Linked DNA regions of Homo sapiens: region 2 is linked to region 1. Evidence: read pairs that join two places in POLR2A ChIA-PET (ENCODE). Cell type or tissue: MCF 10A. All regions are shown on one strand. Region 1 holds the start of ERVK13-1 (endogenous retrovirus group K13 member 1). Region 2 overlaps PDPK1 (3-phosphoinositide dependent protein kinase 1).

Region 1 (2,500 bases):
CTCTGCCCCTGGTGCCTGCTCAGCTGCTTTCTTCACAGGACAGCCTTCTTGTCACCCTTGGCCCCTGCCCCGAGGCTCCTCCACCCCAGGCTCTGTGTTCTAAAGTTCACCGTGTACAATTTCCTCAAGTTGTTTCTCCTTCACTGCTTCCCTTTTCTCTGTTCATTACTCAAGATCTGCATGGCCATGTGTCAGTATAAAAAAAAATAAAGTTGGCCGGGCGGGGTGGCTCACCCCTGTAATCCCAGCACTTTGGGAAGCGTGGTGGGCAGATCATGAGGTCAGGAGTTCGAGACCAGTCTGGCCAATATGGTGAAACCCCATCTCTACGAAAAATACAAAAATTAGCTGGGTGTGGTGGCACGCACCTGTAGTCCCAGCTACTCAGGAGGCTGAGGCAGGAGAATTGCTTGAACCCAGAAGGTGGAGGTTGCAGTGAAATTGCCATTGACTCCAGCCTGGGTGACACAGCGAGACTTCGTCTCAAAAAAAAAAAAAAAGTTAACCCATTTCAGTTGGGTGCAGTACCTCACGCCTCTAATGCCAGCACTTTGGGAGGCCGAGGCAGGCGGAAAGAGCGAGACCATCTCAAAAAAAAAAAAAAAAAAAAAGAATTGCTTGAACCCAGGAGGTGGAGGTTGCAGTGACTAGAGATCGAGCCACTGCACTCCAGCCTTGGCGACAGAGCAAGACTCCGTCTCAAAACAAACAAACAAAAAAACCTAAAATACAAAAAACACAAGCAAAAAATCATGATTGACATTAACAACTACAAAAAGAAAAACAAACAAAAAAAAAACCGCCACAAAATCATTTATAGGTAAGGACAGAAGTTCTGAGGCTGCCTCCAGGACTATGGACAGTGGTAGGATTGGTTGTTTTCCGCTTTATGAATGTGACTTATAGCCCAGATTTCCTTCCGTGAACGCTTGTTAGTTGTGAAACTAGCAAAGTTGCGCCTCCGCATTTACGCAGAGCCGGCTCCGGAGTCCGAGCCCCGGGTTCGAGCCCAGCCCCGCTATTACCTCGGGCGTGACCTTGGCCGGAGCCAGGTCCCCTCTGAGCCTCAGTTTCCCGGTCTGGGAGCTGGGAATGACAGCTCGCCCCACCCCCGCAGAGCCCCGCCCCCGGGGCCCTGGGATTGGTTCGCGCGAGGTCCCCCTGCCCAGGCGGGGCCGGGCCTCTCCCGCCCGCCAGGCCCCAACCCGGAAATGCAGCTGGGGCAGAGGCGGGGCCCACTCAGACCGCGGCGAAGGGACGATGGGCGCGGCCAATGGGCGCGGGCGGCGGCGGCGGTGCGACGGAAGTCCTGCCTGGCGTCGCGCGGGGGCGGGGCGTCGCGGGGGGCGGGGGCATCGCGGGGGGCGGGGCGTCGCGGGCACAGCGTGAGGGCCGCCGTTGCTGGAGTTCAGCTTAGGGAAGGAGGACTCTGAGGAGGCCCCGAGCGGCGGAGCGCTTCGGGGGAGGCGCCCGCGCAGACGCGAGGCCCATAGCCAGGACCACCACCTAGCTGGTGAGCGCGCGGCGAGGCGGGGCGGCCCGGGGTCCCGAGGGTCGGGTGCCGCCTTACCTGCGGCCGGGCGGCCGGGCCGGGGATGGCGGGCGCCGGCCGAGGGCGCTGCTTGGCTGCGGCGGGGAGACCGGGCCTGGGTTGCGTCGGGCGGCGGCCTGGCCGGGGGCGCTGACAGACGCGCGGAGGGCGGGGGAGGCCGGGAGGTGTCACCCGGCCCAGCGGGGTGGAAGTGCCTGGAAAGTTTGTTTTCGGCTTGGCGCAGCCTGGAGCCGAGCCTCCAGGGTTACCTTTCGGTTCTGTCTGTAGAGGAACCGCCCTGGGCTTCCACCTGGAACGGGGTCCTTGGCGCCTCCGCCTGCGAGAGAAGCAGAAGGTGCAAGTTCTTGCTGAAAGCACCTGATGCTCCTGGGCCCCCTTTTCCAGATTCTTGATGACATTGGTCGGGAAAACTCGCCTTTCACGGCCCGGCCAAGGGGCATTTGGGTGCTTTTGCTGCCCGTGGCTGTGCTCAGCGTTGTGGGAAGCCCCTGGGAGGCCGAATGTGCAGGATCACCGAGGGGAAAGTGAGCTTGACAGGTAGGAGGGATTTTAGGGGAAGGATCAAAACAAACCACTTGTTGGGTGAAATGTTTTGCTAAATGTATCGCTGGTGTTTATTTTCTCTCTGTCGCTAAAAGTATCCCTCGTGTTTTTATGTTTTCCATATGCTAAGTTCTACAGTCTGGGGACGACGGTTTAAAAATTTATGCCTTGCATGCGATGTGCAGTGGGTGATGGAAGAACGTCTACATGGCTTTAAAATTGGATTTAAAAGGCAAATATTTTAAATGAAGGAAAACCCAAGAAGTTTACTTGATTCCTTATCTTCCAGGATGCGACTTTTGTTTATTTATTTATTTTATTTTGATGGAGTCTCGCTGCCGTCGCGCAGGCTGGAGTGCAGTGACGCGATCTTGACCCGGGAACCTCCACCTCCCGGGTTCAAGC
Region 2 (2,500 bases), 70 kb after region 1:
TCTTGATAAATAAAGGTAGCAAAAGGTTTCTATTACCATCTACCCAACAGCATGAGCATTTCGCTTGATGAAAGACAAGCTGCAAACTAACCTGGAAATTCCTGTCCTTTTGCGAAGACAGTGGGAAAACTAAGCCAATTAGAAAGCAGATTGAAAGATTCCTTACCTGGCCCTTCCTGGACATCCCTAAAGCAACCCTTAATATGAGCAAAATCCCCTTCGAAAAATCACAGTATATACTATGGACGCATCTTCTAAGAGGTGCTGAGTGGGTGCTGCGTGCTGTGGATGGAAAGGATGGAGCGCCAACTCTCTAAATACAAGTCACCAGGGAAAAAAAGGGCCGCCCATATCAACCCCCACGTCAGCGTTAATTCAAACGTCCAGAATGTGAAACGCCAAGGGTTCTGTCTCCAGAGCCAGCAAGTACCCTGGGACAGAGAAGAGAAGGCGTTCACACACCCTGGGCAAAAGAACCTAGTGAGAAAAAGAAAGTAGAATCACAGCAAAGTCCGGGGTCTCGGAAGCCTCCTCCACCAAAGAGCAAAGAGGGCGAGGAAGAGACACCCCCAAGGTGAAGCGACTCAGGATTCTCAAAGGCAGTGGACACCAGGGCGCCATCCTTGCCCTCCCCTCCCAGGATAGGGGATCGGGGCAAGCTGGGGATGAGCTGGCGACAAGGGAGTGTTGGGCTCGAAGCCCGAGGAGAGTCGCCCTCTCCTGCTGAGCTCTCCTCGGCGTGGAGCAGGGCGTGTGCGGCGGCCACAGGCCGAAATGGCCCAGGCCCTTTCGACTGGCCCACGTGGTCCTCACCTTGTCCGAGTCCGGGTCGGGGTCGGCCTGGCTCAAGAGGTACAGGAAGGATTTCGGGTCCTGACACAGCGGCGTCTGCCCAGTGGTGAGGAAGTAGGTGCCGCCGCTGTAGAGCCGGACCCACTTGGACCTGCTGCTGGGGCGCTGGGCCAGGACGCTGAGCCCCGCGCTTTAAGGGAGGCACAAGAAGCCACCCCAACCCCGCCCCGAGCCTGCCACGGGCCAGCGGCAGGAGCTCGCAGTGATTCCCCGCCATGATCCCAGCAAGCCCCACCACACCTCCGCTTCACCGGAAGAGTCCGGCTTTTAATATCGCCCTTTGCGTTCTGTCCCGCCCACTGGTCAGCCCTTGTAGAACACCCGCCGGTCACATGGCAGGCGGAAGTTCCATCCGGGAAAAGCAGCCGGCTGGTCCCACTTCCGGAGGGAGTGAAACCGAGCTTGGGGCGCCAACGCTAGCGGGCAATGGCAGACACCCGCCCCCAACCGCGCCCCCACTCCGTGGCGGGGTCAAAGGAAGAGCCACGCCAGCAAACCTCTACACTCTACATGCTTTTTATTACAAGACTACTGACCATACGAGGAAAATTCATCATCTGGTAACTACACCTAAAGCACAAGTATTTGGAAAAAAAAAAAGGATAAACAGATTCATTAAATTATATGATTAAATCACTGACCCAATAGAAAATTTATATAATAAAGCCAGAAAAAAAGTTGTAAAATATAGTTTACAATAATTATTCACATTCAAGGCTGTACATCAATACATACAACAACGTGGCCCCGAACATGAATTCAATTCAAATAATTCATATATTAGAATTTAAATAACACAGACTGAACTAGAGGCCAACAATAGCCAGCAAATAACCTTATATAAGAATAAAAATACAAAAGTGTATATCCTAGTATCATTGCATTTGTTTTCATAAGTTCTTTTAATTTTTGCTTTGTCTGTACATCACAGTTACAGCTACAGACCAGGTAGAGAATATTACGCATGTTCTGCTTGCCACCCACCTGAAAGACGTACTAGTCATTTATCCTATTTTATGTTGTGAAGGAACAGCTACAGCAGCTCTAAATACTGTAACAATTTAATTTTGCCAACATCCAACTTACTTACAGTCGTAATAGAGGCTTTTACCAGCACAATGACCCCTATTCGTAGTCATTCTGCCAGGTGGTTAGGCTATGTGGGTTACACAGCTTAAAAAAGGTCTGCCTTTTGTAAAAAGTTCTCTGTACATAGTTTGGTGTTTCTTCATATGGAAGAAATGAGTTACGGGGAAAATTCAGGTACACACGTAGGCTCGTTCAGTTGCTCACCACAGCCATCTCAACAGATGAAAGTGCTCTTTGTTGGAAACAGCTTCCTCCTCACACCAGTTCTCCACAGGCAGCCTCATCTACAACCCTGCAATTTTGGGCCAGAAGTGGTGGCCCCTCAGAGGCTCTGAAGTGCCTCCAGCCCCGATTCAGGCACTTGCCACGTGTGCTGCGTAAGAAGGGACCCCCACCCAGTGAGTCAACATAGGCTCATGTCAAGTTTGAAAATAACTGGGGAAAAGTGTATGACAACATCTTCCAGAACAAAGTACCTTCACCGTATTCTCACAGCAGCTGCGATCTCTGAAGTCTCAGCAGTGACCACCCCGGGTCTGTCAACCAGCCAGGCAAGGGG

Evidence for each region. Peaks named below come from ENCODE experiments on the same cell type or tissue, not always from the same donor. Only the 100,000 strongest peaks of a DNase experiment are listed, where the experiment ranks them.
Region 2: POLR2A ChIA-PET joins it to region 1 with 10 read pairs; 14 of 35 experiments call an interaction of 5 or more read pairs at or near these places.

Annotation. Positions count from the first base shown.
Region 1 is chr16:2,672,296-2,674,795 of GRCh38, reverse strand. ERVK13-1 (endogenous retrovirus group K13 member 1) reads left to right here and starts at 1,357. Exons shown (of 3, transcript NR_040023.1): 1 at 1,357-1,513; 2 at 2,226-2,500. It overlaps LOC124903627 (a long non-coding RNA gene), which reads right to left and starts at 1,673. Exons shown (of 2, transcript XR_007064945.1): 1 at 1,571-1,673. RefSeq lists silencers at 987-1,376, 1,387-1,706. In MCF 10A, no CTCF peak of the experiment used is centred here; a DNase peak (open chromatin) is centred at 1,225.
Region 2 is chr16:2,602,041-2,604,540 of GRCh38, reverse strand. PDPK1 (3-phosphoinositide dependent protein kinase 1) reads right to left here. Exons shown (of 14, transcript NM_002613.5): 14 at 1,353-2,500. It also overlaps the pseudogene LOC652276. Among named protein-coding and RNA genes, the nearest start is that of FLJ42627, 36 kb to the left of the region's middle. RefSeq lists an enhancer at 630-969. In MCF 10A, no CTCF peak of the experiment used is centred here; a DNase peak (open chromatin) is centred at 1,170.